Linked DNA regions of Mus musculus: region 1 is linked to region 2. A link is a loop called in an ENCODE intact Hi-C map of the cell type or tissue named here. Cell type or tissue: left cerebral cortex. All regions are shown on one strand.

Region 1 (8,000 bases), 750 kb after region 2:
TTTCCCTTTACCCTGAATGCCAATAAACAACATTGTAGCATTAATTATTATAAAACCCACTTTCCTAGACTTCCATATATGAGTGCGATAATTGAGTGAAATTCCTTCCTTGCCTGGTATGAAGCAGCCATGTCTAACCCTCTCCTCACAAAGTTCAAACAACAAATCAAAGTAAGATTTCATTAAAGTACACCCTGAAGAACTAACAGTTTACTGGGCTTAGTTATGTAGGATGAGTACGGGATTGCTGGCAGGATTGTGGGTGACCATAAAGCAACTGTACTGAAAAGCCTGCACCCAGTATAGATGATAGCTCCCTATGGCTACATAAATGGGACCTGCTCTGTTAACATTCCCCAGCCTATATACTCTAGCACCTCCCTGAGGCCATATGCAATTTGGGCAGAATTACCTGGCATGGATAAGAGGCATGGCTGCAAACTCAGGTGAGGGTCCAACAACCCTCCCTTCCTCCTCCTCCTCCTCCTCCTCCTCCTCCTCCTCCTCCTCCTCCTCCTCCTCCTCCTCCTCCTCCTCCTCCTGTGAGTGAATATCAACGGTCCATAAGCCTAATCATCATAGACTCTTATAAGTAGACAGCTAATCCAGGGGAAATGGCAGATGCTTAACATGGAATATGGCGTTCTACAAAAGATCTCTAATCCTACCCATGTTGTTACAAATAACAGATTTTCATTCTTTGTATGACTGAATAATATTCCCTCTGTGCTTGCACCACATTTCATCTACTAACAAGATGGTAAGCTTACTCTTTTTTTTTTTTTAAAGATTTATTTATTATATGTAAGTACACTGTAGCTGTCTTCAGATACTCCAGAAGAGGGAGTCAGATCTCGTTACGGATGGTTGTGAGCCACCATGTGGTTGCTGGGATTTGAACTCTGGACCTTCAGAAGAGCAGTTGGGTGCTCTTACCCACTGAGCCATCTCACCAGCCCGGTAAGCTTACTCTTAGGTTGTTTCCATTTTTTGACTATTGTGAGTAGTGCTGTAAGGAACATGGCCACGAAAACATATTCCAGACACAATGATTTCATTTCCTTTGTTTATATATCCCACAGGAAAATTGCTGGAACATATGATGCCTCTGTTTTGAAGAACTAACTTACCGTGCATCACACTCCTATTGATCTGCAGTCCACCCTACAGCAGGAACAGTTCCCCTTCTATTCACATGCTCTTTGGTACTTGCCACTTTTCTCTTTAAATTATAGCTATCTCTAGTGGGGTGAGGTGATGTCACGTCCCACTGTGAGTTTAAGATGCCGTTTCTTGATGATTATTTGTGTTGAGTGTTTTGCGTTTCTTTGTTTTCCATTTACAAGCTGACCTTTTACATGCCTTCTTTCCATGTGTCTATTTAAATCTATTGTCTTAGTCAGGGTTACTTTCTCTGTAATAAAACTACATGACCAAAGTAACTTAGGGCTGGGAGATGGTGGCACATGCCTTTAATCCCAGCACTCAGGAGGCAGAGCCAGGCAGAACTCTCTGAGATGGGTTTGAGGCCAGCCTGGTCTACAGAGTGAGTTCCAGGACAGCCAAGGCTACAGAGAGAAGCCCTGTCTTGAAAAGATTAAAAAAAAAAAAAAGGGAGGAGGAGGAAGAGGAAGAAGAGAGAAAAAGACAGAGACAGAGACCGAGACAGAGACAGAATTTATTTAGCTTACACTTCCACATCACAGGTCATCACTGAAGACAGGAACTCATGCACAACAGAAACCTGGAGAGAAGAGCTGGTTATCTTATGAAGGCATCTTCTCAATCAAGGTTTCCTCATCTCAGATAACTATACCACATGTCAAGTTGTCATAAACCTAGCCAGCACACCTGTGTTTTAACCATACCTCCTTCTTCTTTCCTTTTTTTTTTTTTGTTTGCTAGATTTTGAGGGTTTTTGATGTTCTAGATGTCAATCCCTTACCCTGACATAAATAGCAGAGTGTATTAATTATTTTCCTCATCGCTCCAACAAAATATTTCACCAAAGCAACTTAAGAAAGGAAAGTGGGGAGATGATTTACTGTTCAAAAGGGAAGACTGTCATGTGGCAAAGACATAGCAGCCAGAGTGTGAGGCTGCTGGCTATGCTGCATCTATGGTTGGGAAGCAGACAGGGATGAATATGGTGCTCAGCTCACTTTCTCCTTCTTATTCACTCCAGGACACCAGCCCATGGGATGGAACCACCACATTCCAAATGCATCTTCCACCTCAGTTGACATAAACTGCATAATTCCTTATAGACATCCCCAAAGGCTTGTCTAGATAATCTCAGAGACTGGTCTTCTAAATGATCCTGAATCTTATCAAGTCATTGATCAATATTAACCACCGCAAATCAACCTGGCACCCAAATAGCTCACTGGTAAGCCATAACCTTCTAAACCTTGCCCCTAGAGACTCATGGACATTTCATTACGCAAAAAAATGCAATCAGTACAACTTCAAATGTCCTCATAGTCTTCAATAATTCCAAAACTGTTAGGGCTGCCCCTCACCAAGTTGGTTGTAGGAAGACCCATACCTCTCCTACGGCTCCTAAGATCAAATCCCCCTCAGTCTTGTCCACAGCTCTCCCTTTCCTCTCTAGCCCATGCTCAATGGATAACAAAGGCCTCTTCCAACAATCCTTCCCCCAATTCATTCCAGTTACCCAGCCTTCAACACTAGCAGGCATTGCCTGTGAACACACCATCTGAACAGGCCAGGGAAACAGCAACACGTAGCTATCACACTCCCTAAAACTCCAGAGAGGAAACAGAAACCAAAGAACAAAACACCCACCCAAAAAGACAAATCCAGAGATCAGCACCTAGATCTTTAATCATCCCAAGCCCAGGAAAAAGAACACAATCAACAACAATCAGGGCCATATGTCACCACTAAAAGCCAGCTATCCCGCCTCAGCAGGCCCTGAAAACTCCAACATATCTGAAGCACAGAGAATGACTTTAAAACACGCTTTATGGTTTCCAGCTCATTCCCAGTCCTCCCACTCCTCCCCACACCTGATCGCTATCCCCATTCCCCCTCCTCACCTGCTCTCCCACCCAGTTCCCTCCCTCCGTTCACCCCAACCCTACATGAAGAACTACAGGCAACTGAGGAAAGCTAGAAGTGGGAGAGGAGGTCTTCCCCAGGGAACAGCATGTCAGTTGGTTGCTTAGTGCCTAATGGTTGAGCCCTGAAAACATACACACAACATTAGACATACTGAATATATTACACTTAGAAAAAATATACATATACATACATACATATATATATATGTATATATATATATACACACACACACACACACACACACACACACATTTGTGCGTGCAATAACAATTCATGGGAGAAGCAGCCATAGATTTGGAGAGTTGGGAAGGGTGTATGGGAGGGTTGGAGAGAGAGAGAGAGAGAGAGAGAGAGGGAGAGAGAGAGAGAGAGAGAGAGAGAAAGGGAAATGTAATTATATTGTGATCTCAAAAGTGTTAAAAGTTAAAAAAAAATACCAATTAAAAAATTTTAAATGATGGGCTATCCATTTAAGAAACTAGGGATATATTAGGAATGCTGTCCAGTTTCCCATGGGAGGAAATGCTACGGTAAGAGAATATGAGAAGGTTCTTTGGGGAAATACATATGGATGTTAAGGAGCAGAGTCCTGACATTGGCCCTTTTCAAGGGTTAATAATTCACCTTAAGTTGTCAGAGGATGGATGGTGAAAGGGGGCGTGGCTGGGAAAAGGATGACTAGGCAGAGAGTGTGGTGATCCAGTGAGGCAAACCCTTGCATAATCTCCTCCTTGAGAGTGGGTGTACTTCTAACCATGAGAACACGGCACGATGTTACTTCTGGGCTGACGTTATATAAGATTGTCTCATCTGAAGCCCAAGATCCTCCTGCCAGGAGAACCAAGCACCAGTACCATTGACTCCCTCCCTGTGGAGGGAGCCATGGGCAAGAGCCAAGGACACTCTCCAGCCGGCCAACCAGAAAAGAGAAAGCTTCCATCTGACACCCACAAGGAAATGAATCCTGCCAACAAACTGGGGAGTAGAATAAGGTAGAAAATACCGAAGTATAGATACCGTTTGTAGAATTATGTGGTGATTTACTTAAAGCTCTGCTTATGCTGCCTATTTGCAAAGCATGATTTCACTTGCTACCTGGAACAAAATGACCTGGAGACAGAGCAAAAACACTGCATCTCTGCCATGAATAAACAGCCTGCTGACTGCCACACAGGCTTCTGTGAAATCTTGCTTGCTTGCCTACCCCACCTTGTGGTCTTAGAGTATAAAGCAGGAATAAGACTAGACCTGTCAACGCTCCTCAAGAGCTGTCCTGGCTTCCCTGTGCTGATGACAATCCCTCAGTTCCACTCTCTTGGGTATCAGGTTACTTATCAAGAAAGACTCCTGCAACACCTGAGCAAGCTTGGTGGCAGACCCTCCCTGGAAGTCTCTGTATGAGAACGTGTCTTTGTGGGGCTGGACAAGTGGCTCAGCGGTTAAAAACACTGACTGCTCCTCTGAAAGTTCTGAGTTCAAATGCTAGCAACCACATGGTGGCTCACAACCATCCACAATGAGATCTGACACCCTCCGCTAGTGTGTCTGAAGACAGCTACAGTATACTTACATATAATAATAAATAAATCCTTTCTTAAAAGAGCACAGTAAAAAAAATTTAAAAAACAAACATTTAAGAAAGAGGGGGAGAGAATGTGTCTTTGTGAGACCCTGGAGCAGAGATCTATCCAAGCTGGGCTCCTGGGTTTCCTGAAATGCAGAGAGACACATACTGTGTAATGGCAAAGTATAGAGAAACTTGCTCTGCAGTAATAGAAAACCAATACTGACAGTTACATAGACAAATACAAAGTAATGTTAGCTCAAGCGCCCACTGAAGTATAGGTTCTGGTTTTGTATGTTTGAATTTTAGTTTCAATTTGGAAAAATGGAAAAGGTCCAGATATCTGTATTTTACTTTTTGGTTTTGTGGGGTTTTTTAAAGTTTTATTTATTTTTTATGTGTGTGAGTACACCATCACTGTCTTCAGACACACCAGAAGAGGGCATCAGATCACATTGCTGTGGTTGTGAGTCACCATGTGGTTGCTGGGAATTGAACTCAGGACCTCTGAAAGAGCAATCAGTGCTCTTAACCACTGAGCCATCTCTCCAGCCCCCTTGTACTTGTGTGTGTGTGTGTGTGTGTGTGTGTGTGTGTGTGTGTGTGTGTGTGTGTGTGTGTTTTGAGGTTTTTCCAAACTTTGCTCTTGTTAGCCAAGTGCTCTACTATAGTTTTGATTCCCTAGCCCTTTGATAATTAAACCACAATATGCTACGGGAGAAGAACTGCCAACTCCACGTATCTTTTTGTTTCTAAGACCTATATCTGACAGAATGATGTAACTGGACATCTTATATCTATGATGCAGGTATCTTTATAATTTTGAATGTATTCAATTTTTTTCAAAAATGTTCACATTTTATTACTGTTTGCATCTAAAGATAGGTCAAGTGTTATTTCAATTTTTGATAGCTAATTCCCTTAAGAGTGAGGCCTCAGGGTTGGGGGCAAAGCTCACTAGTAGAGCCTTTGCTTAGCATGGACAGGACTATGGGTCTGATACTCAGAATAACAAACAAATAATGAGGACTCTTTTTCTAATTCGCCTACAGGCACCATAGGGCCCTGATATGCAGAGCCTTCTTTGGGGAAGTTTTGGGAAGTCTCAGTGTGATGAACCTGGTTGGTTCTTGAAAAGGGCCAGGTACCAGGAGGCCCAGAACAGCTGTGGTGTTCTGACAACCCCCATTCTACACCATCTGGTCCAAGTAGACAACATGAGGCCTCTTTTAGGGAGTGTTTAAAGAGACTTTCAAAAAGAGTTGACTGCTGTTTGGTAGTTTACTTACATTTGAGACTTTACAAGAAGTGAGCTGAGACCATATTGAAAAAGTGCCAAGAGGGGCTGGAGAAACAGCTCGGGAGCTAAGAGCACTGGCTGCTTTTGCAGAGAACCTGAGTTTAGTTTCTGCACCCACGTGGCAGCTAACGGTGATCTCTAACTCCAGTTCCAGAGGATCAGTCACCCTCTTCTGACTTCTGTAAACATGTGGCACACCAACATAGCATGCAGGCAAAACCACCCATACACATAAAATAAAAAATAAGTGAATCTAAAAGAAAGGGGGCCAAGAGCACAGAGAGCAAAGAGAAAAACTAAGGGTCAGAGTCCACAAAGACTCATTGTGGCTGTGGCCGCCGCTTCCACCTTTCTAGGTGTCCTTCTATGTTGGGATCCCTGCTAGAGGAGCAGCAAAACCACTTCGGAACTCCTGTAATGTGGCCCACCATTCAGCACGAGCATGATGGATGGGCCCTGCTGAGGCAGAGCCTCAAGGACTACATGCCCTGAGGACTTCATTCTGCTATGAAGCTTTGCCCTACTTTCTGCCCTTGGCTCCCTCCTCGTCTATGAGATGTGTGAACATTCTAAGGGGTTTCCAGCCCCTCACTGGGCAGTGTCATTGGCACTCACAATAACAGTGATTGATCTTTTTCAAGCATTATGGCTGGAGCAGATTAATGATTCATCCGATACCCTTAGAAAGAATTTGGATGGAGGAGCTAGAGAAAGCACCCAAGGAGCTAAAGGAATCTGCAACCCTATAGGTGGAACAACATTATGAACTAACCAGTACCCCGGAGCTCTTGACTCTAGCTGCATATGTATCAAAAGATGGCCTAGTCGGCCATCACTGGAAAGAGAGGCCCATTGGACACGCAAACTTTATATGCCCCAGTACAGGGGAACGCCAGGGCCAAAAGGGGGAGTGGGTGGGTAGGGGAGTGGGGGTGGGTGGGTATGGGGGACTTTTGGTATAGCATTGGAAATGTAAATGAGCTAAATACCTAATAAAAAATGGGAAAAAAAAGAAAGAATTTGGAGAAGTAGATTGCCAGTAAAGTTAGGTTAAAGTTAGGTTTTTGCTAGTGGCTTTGACATAGAAAATTCTAGGGAACAATTTGAAGTTCAGAAATGCACTCTTAATAGCTGAGCTAGTGATTTTTTTGAGGTCAGGGAACAAGAACAACGGCAGCCCAACTGGTGCCGCCTGACCTGCCTCTCTTGCTAAAGCTGGGCTGGTGATCAGGGGGATGATTCATTTCTTGCACCGTTTTTGCCCTCAGCTTCCTGATATGATTTAATAAGGAGTGGTCAGTGAATCAGTGCTCACCCCGAGGACTTAAGGGAGAGACGGCTGATTGGTTTTTATATAAAAGTTGAGATTTGTGATTCTTTTAAGATTTTTATAAGATTACTTTTTAAGATGAATAATAAAATAATCGACCCTTTCTTTCTCACTGCAAATTGCAGCCTGCCAGTAAGAGAAACTGAGAAAATTACCTTGCTTGCTTATATTTTGTTAATCTATACCAAATTGCTTAGTTACAAACGTACGTGAGTTCTTGAGAATAATTTGGATTTTTTTTTTATCCATAAGTAAAGCATTTGATCATGTGAGGGTATTGGGGAACCTGTGTGTTTTTTTCTTATGTATGCTCATTGTAATCGTTCACTTAAAGAAAAATAGAATGTAACCACATTGTGATTTTTTTTATTCTGCCTGAAAGATTCTGCTGGGATATATAAACTGTGGGAGAAAAAGTAAAATTGTTGGTGCTTCGCTGCACCCATCAAATGTGTATGTATGTATGTATGTATGTATGTATGTATGTATGTATGTATGTGTAAAATGGTAAGAGCTTTGTTCTGCCCACCAAATGTATGTTGTGTATAGATATAAAGTTGTTGGCATCTGTTGGAGCTTGCTTCATCCACCAAGTGTGTGTGCATGCATGTGTGTGTGATTTTTTTCCCTCACCCTTTTCCCTGGTCCCTGAGGGTTTACTGCTGGCCCCAGGGAGTTTATCCATCAAATTTTCTGATGGCCCCAGAGAGCATTTCAAT
Region 2 (8,000 bases):
TGATGGTCCTCGTCCCAGCCTAGAAAGAGAGATAAGGGCATCACTTTTAAGTCATCCTGTGTACAGCTATAAAGCTGGTTCTGGAGTAAGAACCCAGAGTGGTTCCAATGATCCTCATACAAACTCCAGGATGGGTTGTGGGAGGTCCAGCTCAAGGCTTCTCATTCCCCCCTGACCTCTCAGCAGTGCAGAATGGTGCCTCTGGCCAGAGACCATTTCAAAATAGTGCCGAGACATCTTCCTCTGGCCAGCCTGCTCTGCCATGTGTTTTAAGTGCACATGTTCCACTGGGAAGAAAAGATCCAGGGATCAGTTGGATTGCCAGGCTCAGCAACTGAAAACGCAGGAGTCCCAGATCAAAGCAAATTTGTTAACTGTTTTAAAACTTTGTTTTAAAAAACAAAGGAAACAACAACAACAACAACAAAACCAAACAACAACAACAAAATAACCCTAAAAAATCTAAATCAAAACAAACAAAACCCCAACCAAGCAAAAGAACATGTAGTCTATGCAAAAAGGGGCATGTCCATATTAACTGTCATCATTATCTATGTGAAATTCAAATGAAGATGACAAAAGTACACAGCCCTGATGGTGCAGGAAGACCAAGCCTTTAGAGAGCTGAGACCCCAGCCTGCCAGCCAAGCAGTCATTGCAGTCTGGAGGAGGGTGCAGGTCCCACTAACTCTGGGTAAGTCAAAAGTGAACACTTTCAAGGCTGGAGAGATAGCTCAGCAGCTAAAAGCACTTGCTGCTCCTGCAGAGGACTTGGGTTGGATTTCCAGCATCCATAAGTGATGGCCTCATAACCTCCTGTGACTCTAGTTCCAGGGGATCTGCTGTCTCTTCTGGCCTCCACAGGCTTCAATATGCACACAGTGCACACACACACAGAGGCATATGAATGTAAACATAATAAGGAAATACTTTAAAAAGGAGTATATACTCTCATCCTGATGTTGATCTCAGAAGGGAAAGGGCCTCTAAGCTGACAGATGAAAAACCCTCTTGAGACTGTATGTGGTGATGCTTGCTTTTAATCCTAGCACTTGGGAAGCAGAGACAGGCAGATCTCTGAGTTCAAGGCCAGTCTGCTCTACAGTGAGTTACAACCACTAGTGTTGCACAGTGAGACCCTTCTTCAAAAAATAGAATAAAATATCACAAAACAACCTCCCCTCATATAGAACTCCAGTCCCAGACATCATACCAATATAACCATATATTTTAATATTATTTTTTTAAGATTTATTTATTATATATAAGTACACTGTAGCTGTCTTCAGACTCTCCAGAAGAGGGCGTCAGATCTCATTACGGGTAGTTGTGAGCCACCATGTGGTTGCTGGGGTTTGAACTCAGGACCTTCAGAAGAGCAGTCAGTGCTCTTAACCTCTGAGCCATCTCTCCAGCCCCCATATTTTTATTTTTTAATCACTTTATACACATCGCTTTATTCACATCACAGCCCACTCCTTCCCCTCTTCCCAGGCCCACTTTTACAAATCCCTCTCCCCATTTCCTCCACAAGATGCCCCCCCCCTTGGGCAACACTGGGCCCAATATAATAACGTATGGTTTTTTTTTTAAAGATTTATTTATTTTATATATGTGAGTACACTGTCGCTGTCTTCAGACAACCAGAAGAGGGCATCAGATCCCATGACAGATGGTTGTGAGCCATCAATCATGTGGTTGCTGGGAATCGAACTCAGGTCCTCTAGAAGAGTAGTCAGTGTTCTTAACCGCTGACCCATCTCTCCAGCCCCCAGTATAACCATCTTTAAAAGGAAATACTGTAAACGTATTGTGAAATTCCAGAGAAAGAACAAAGAAGCTCTCATCAACTCCTGAGGCCAACCCCTTCTTCCTCCCTCCCAGCTCCCAAGCACATTCAGAAGGAGGACTTACAAGTCAGTCTCCCCGCCCCCCCCGCCCCTTCCCCCCCTCAATCCCAGACAGTAGAGACCTGTGGTGAAACTTGAGCAGGCTGAGATCAGCAAAATATAAAAAGATCACGGAGGTTGTGTGTATTGCGGGTGCGGAATTTGGTAAGCAGTTCCATGGGGCTGGGGAGATGGTGGCTCAGTTGGTAAAGTGCTTGCTATGCAAGCATGGAGACCTGGCTCAGATCCCCAGTGCCCACACAGAAGCTGGGCCAGTGGCTGGCATCTATAATCCCAGTGTTGGGAGGAAATGGGCAGAGATGTGTGGAATTTGGTGGCTCAATAGCTACCTAGCCAGCATAGCTGAAATGCAGAGGTTGAAGTTCAGTGAGAGACTCTCTCAAAGTAAGGCAGAGAGTGATCGAGGAAAAAAGTAAAATGACCTATGCACACACAGGTGAGTGTACCTGAACACACAGGCACACATCACATACACAGACACACAAACACATACGCACACACAAAAGGTGCCTGGGGGGCAGGCACTGGAGAGATAGTTCAGCAGCTAAGAGCACTTGTTCTTGTAGAGGACTTGAGTTCAGTTCCCAGCACCAATATGGTGGCTCAAAAATGGTCTATAAAGCCAGTTCTGAGGACCTGACAAGTCTCTTCTGACCCCTGCAGACATCAGATACACAAGTGGTTACATACATAGTTACCAGGTTGTTAGCATTTTCCCTAGGCTCTGCCCAACAGTTACCTAGTAACAGCCAGGCTCCTACCTGGCTTGCTTCCTCTCCTCCCCCTCTTCCTCTCTTTCTCTCTCCCCTCTCTGTTGTTCTTTGTCCCCCTCTCTCTACCCCTTCCTCCAGGTCCCAAATAAATTCCTTTTTATATGGCATGGCTTGATTTCTCAGGGGGTTGCCTTGGCACTGGCCACCAAGGCACCCCCCTCACACTGCCGTTTTATAAAACACACATCACAGACAAAACATCCGTTCTGACACATAAAATAAATCTAAATTAAACAAAATAAGAAGGGATTGACAAGATGGCTCAGCAGTTAAAAGCATTTGCTGATTTGACAGAGGACCCGGGTTCAGTTCCTAGCATCTACATAGTGACTCACAATGACCCATAATTCCAGTTGGAGGGTCTCTGTCTCCCTCTTCTGACCTCCACAAGCATCAGGCATGCATGCGGTACTCAGACATACACTCAGGCAAAATGCCTATACAAATAAGAAAAATAAAATAAAATATTTAAAAAAATAAGAAAAACTAGCCAGCGAACACCTTTAATCTCAGCACTCAGGAAGGCAGAGGCAGGTGGATCTCTGAGTTTAAGGCCTGCCTGGTCTATAAAGTGAGTTGTGGACAGCCAAAGCTGTCACAGAGAAATCCTGTCTTGAAAAAAAAAACCTAAATAAATATAAAAATAAGAAAAGCTATCTCCTTTTTACATTAACAGCATAAAGAAGAAAATTATCTAGGCAATTTTAGCAGGAGTCAAAAATATATTTGGGAAGACTTGAAGTTCACTTACAATTTTAAAAATGTGCTTGCACACTGAGGGCAGAGGAAGAAGGATATTCTTAAATTCCAACAAATTTATTGAGTGTAAGTCTTGTTGTTTTGGTTTGTTTGTTTGTTTGTTGTGGTTTGTCGTTTGAGACAGGCTCTCATTATAGCTCAGGCTGGTCTTAAACTCCGGATCTTCGTGCCTCAGACTCCGGAGTCCGGGATTACAGGTGTGCATCATAACACAAACTTGAATTTGGGTTTTCTGTTTTTGAGACCACAGAAATACAGATGGCCTTGTCTGGTCTGGTGGTTTTCGTAAATACACATGGCCCCTTAGGCTCATGTATTTGAATGCTTAGTCACCAGGGAGTGTCACTACTTAAAGAAAAAAAAAAATACTTAGAAGAATTAGGAGGTGTGGCCTTGTTGGAGGAAGTGTGTCCTTGGGTGTGGACTTGGAGGTTTCAAAAGCCCACGCCTAGCAGAGGGTTTCTCTATGGTTGGATCAGGATGTAGCTCCGGGCTACTTCTCCAGCAGTGCGGCATTCCTTGGATAATGCACCAAACCTCTGAATCTGTAATCAAGCCTTCACTTGAATGCCTTTTTAATATAAGAGTTTCCTCGGTTATGGTGTCTCTTCACAGCATCAGAACTGACTAAGACAGCCAGTGAAGTTCCAGAAACGATGGTCCTGAGTGCTCAGTCAGCACAGTTGCACAGGGGCAAAGAAACCAGGCCAGGGGGTTGGAACCTAGTCCTGATTATTCATGGACGAAATCGCTGTTGTGTTTAAATGCAAAAGCAAATCCCGTGTGTGTGTGTGTGTGTGTGTGTGTGTGTGTGTGTAAACATTGAAAGACTCCAGGGTCAGCGAGATGGCTCAGTGGGTGACTGGCTGCCAAGCCGGGCAATCTGAGTTCAGTCCCCAGGACTCCCATGGTGGACCGAGAAAACCGCCTTCTGCAAGGTGTGCTCTGACCTCCACATGTGCAACGTGACATAATTTTACTCACACACAATACATAAGAGCAATACAATATTTAAGGGATGGGAGAAATAATTCAGTGGTTATAAGAACTGATTTTTTTTCTTCCACATCAATATCTAGCACCCACACAGCCGCTCACAGATCTGAAACTCCAGTTCCAGGGAGTCCAATGGCCTCTTCTTCAGGGGCACCGGAAATACATGAGGTGTACACACATACACATATGTAAAACACTAATACATACAAAAAATTTTAAAATGAAAAAGTCCAGTTAAATTTGAGTTTATAGAAAGCAGATGTATTTCTATATGTCAGTGGCAAATGTTTATTTTGATACTTTTAACTATGTGTGTAATTTATTTACTGTTTTCCATAAATGCATGTCTGTGCTTACTTGCACAGGTCAGAAGAGGGCGCTGCTGCCCCGGGAAATGGAGTTTTATTTGCGTCTGTATGTGCAGTTGCCTTCAGAAGCCAGGGCATCACATCCCTGAGCCGAGGCTATAAGGAATTGGGAGCTGCCTGATGCGGGTGCTTGGAATACAACTTAGGTCCCCTCTGCTCTCTACCTCTGAGACTACTCTCCAGCCCCTGTTTTTTTTTGTTCATTTGGTTTTTGGGGGTGTGTTTTGTTTTGTTTTGTTTTGTTTTAAAATAATGTTGGGTTTCACTCTATAGCCCTATACAGTCCAAGGCTGGCCTTGAACTCAATATTCTCTTGCCTCAGCCTCCCCAGATGTGAGCCAGCTAAGATTTCATTTAAATAATTTCAAGCCCCAGGACAGAGATGATGGGCAGTTGCTCCATATGGAAGGCCATGAAATATTGGCGAGGGGAGCAAGGCACATCTGAATCCTCCGTCAGGTAAAGAAGACTATCGTGCAGATTTTGGAGGTCTTTATGCTCTAACATCTCTGACAGTATTTATAGAATCAACAACTCTCAATCAAAATTCCAACAAATTTGTTTATGAACTTAAAACATCAAATTTTTTGTGTTGAAGGCAGAAAGACACAAGATGTTTGGACAAAGGAAGTCCATCTTGCTGGGTATCTGCCCTGAACACAGCAGTGTACACTGGTGGTGTTGATGCTTTGCAGAGGGAAACCCATTTGACATATTCTATGCATTCAGATCTCAGTTAATAGCAGAGAAGCTGCCTGCATCTTAATAATTAAAGTCTGCTTGGAACGGTGAAGCTAATCTGGTCACTACATGCATATTCAAATGCAGATAATGAGCACACACACAATGCACAAGTGAATACAGCAATTTGTTCTAGGTGCATGAACAGGGAAAACCGACACAACAGAGCACTCTAGAGACAGTGCAGAAGCATATTTACAGTCTCAGGAAGAGAAAGATTTCCCCAGCAGTACTCACAGAGGAAAATCTCAATAAAATGACTTTTCATGTTAAAATTAAGAATCCTTGCCTATAAAGACAAGACCTTCAAAGAGGACCTTCAAAGAGGAGAAACAGAAGCCAAAACTGGGAGATAATTGCAGCCCACAAGTGACAACAGGGTTGTTGTGGGTTGAATGATGTCCCCACAAAAAGGACCACAATTTTTAACTCGTAAGTGTCAGTGAAAGAGATGTTTAAGCAGCCCTTACAGTTGTAGTGGAATTAAGATGAGATCACACTAGAATGGGGGGAGATGGGGAGTTATTCCACAGTGGGCACCCTTACAAGAGGATTTGGACATAAGAGGAAGGTTTTCTGCAGATGGTGGCAGGCTGGGGTGATGCAGTGTTATCCAAGACTGCTCAGGACAGCTGAGTCTGGAAGGAGCAAAGGAAGACCCTCTCCTCACCGTTTCAACAGAAACACAGCTCTGGGGAAATCTGGTTTTGGACTTCTTGCCTCCAGGATGGTAAAAGTTGTGGTTATTTTGGACAGACTCCCTCAGAAAGCCAGGAGCCCTCCAGACCTACACGTGACAGAGCCTGAGGAACACAGCGTCAGGGGCAGCTGGGTGCAGAACTTCTCAGGACAAGAAAGTAGAGAAGGAAGGCTGGGTAGGGGATGAGGGAGCGGTGGCTATAAGAGGAGGGAAGGAAGCAGTATCTTCATGCACACCCTCCCTATCTCTGGCAGGCCCTTTAGAACCCGGTCCCTTTGACGCGTGGCATAGGTGACCTAGTGCCTGGCCCAGCCTTAATGGAGTGTCAATAAAGAATTTCCTTATGGGGTGGATCCGGTCCTAGTGAGGCAGCTGGCTCAAGGTTGGCCCTGAGCCCAAGGGGAACCGGACGGCTTAGGGCCCATCCGCTGGGCATTGTGATAGAGATGGATCAGAAATTATAAGGAATATAAACGGCCGGCCAGGTAATACAAGGAGGTAAAAGAACCAGGAAAGAAATCGGAACGGATAGACGATGTCGTCCCAAGCATTCAAGCCTCTACGACAAAAGACCTCTGCCTCCCCAAGAGCTCCGCCTATGGTTGCCTGGGTGATGCAGCGGCCAGGGCTAGTTTACGTCATCTCGGGTTCCCATGGCAACAAAGGCAGGCCTTTCGCTCCCTGTCAAATTTCTAGCCCTCCGTCGTCAGGCAGAACATCGCATCCCAAGAGTGGACAACTCTCACCTTCTCTCAGCACACCAGAAGATTCCATCTAGGATTTTGGGGTTCCCGCTGGGAAGATGATAGGGGTCATAAAGGTTTAGAATTGGGAAGACTTCCTAACATCATCCACGGGTCCTCCCCTCTATCCCACTCTGTCATTTGGTCTCCCGAGAGTTTGTTTTTCATTTTCAGCGCTCTCCGGGGGTGGTGGGGCGGGTATCTCTGATCACGGTCTATGCACCAACAAGACGCTGACGGACAAATATTGGAGGATGCGAATTTTTATTTGAAAACCCATAAAAGCTGGGTTAGAGGTCACAGACTCACGTTCACACGGACCCTTTCATGCTGCGTCACACAGAAGTGCACATTGGTGGGGGCTCGTGCTCTCCTCTTACGACGCTGCCGCAGTGCCCACCCTGGTCTGCTTGCACCCAAGCCTTTTAGGTCATAGATGTTTGCCTCCAGTTTGAACGGCTGTTGTTCTGTGGGGCCCAAGCAAAGAGGGACAGAGAGGAGGGGCACAGCTGCTTGTGGCTCCCGACACTCACCAGCCACCTGTGGCCCAGCATCTAGAGCCAAGCCCCGCGGCAGGTGGTTTGAGACAAATGGCTATCATACCTCCTACCATCCTTTAACCTTCACTCAGCGACCCCCATCAGGCCCTAACGCTCAATGTTCTGGGCAACACCCCTTCTGCTAATCCCTTTCTCTCCATCGAGCTGTTTCCTTTTTTAACACCCAGCACCCAGCAGTCAGACCCGAACAGGAGCTGACGGTTTTGCCCCTGGGCCACCTTGGAGATGCACAGCTCCCACTGGCTCTCCCAGACCTGCAGAGGTGGAGCCAGCCCACAAGGAGGGGGTCTGCAGTCACCATGAACTGGGCGAGATGAGGTCCAGCTGTCCCGCCGCCCCTGCTACCCTACTATGCCCAGGATAAGGATTTGCAGCTTCATATGGGGTTTGTGCAGGCTGAGCAGCCATAATTCTTCCTAATGTCCAGGCTGCCACTGGCCTGTAGGGGTT

What was found. Peaks named below come from ENCODE experiments on the same cell type or tissue, not always from the same donor. Only the 100,000 strongest peaks of a DNase experiment are listed, where the experiment ranks them.
Region 1: a loop joins it to region 2, with 10 times the contacts of the local background. A loop is called at or near these places in 20 of 42 quality-filtered maps.

The regions. Positions count from the first base shown.
Region 1 is chr7:140,824,468-140,832,467 of GRCm38, forward strand. No RefSeq gene overlaps it. Among named protein-coding and RNA genes, the nearest start is that of Zfp941, 6.3 kb to the left of the region's middle. In left cerebral cortex, a CTCF peak has its summit at 4,292; DNase peaks (open chromatin) are centred at 3,942 and 4,230; H3K4me3 peaks cover 290 bases; H3K27ac peaks cover 2,617 bases.
Region 2 is chr7:140,074,082-140,082,081 of GRCm38, forward strand. It overlaps Caly (calcyon neuron-specific vesicular protein), which reads right to left. Exons shown (of 5, transcript NM_001190385.1): 2 at 1-19. Among named protein-coding and RNA genes, the nearest start is that of Caly, 4.5 kb to the right of the region's middle. In left cerebral cortex, CTCF peaks have their summits at 1,269 (motif pointing right) and 4,801 (motif pointing right); DNase peaks (open chromatin) are centred at 4,837, 5,936, 6,297, 6,894 and 2 more places; H3K4me3 peaks cover 2,189 bases; H3K27ac peaks cover 2,771 bases.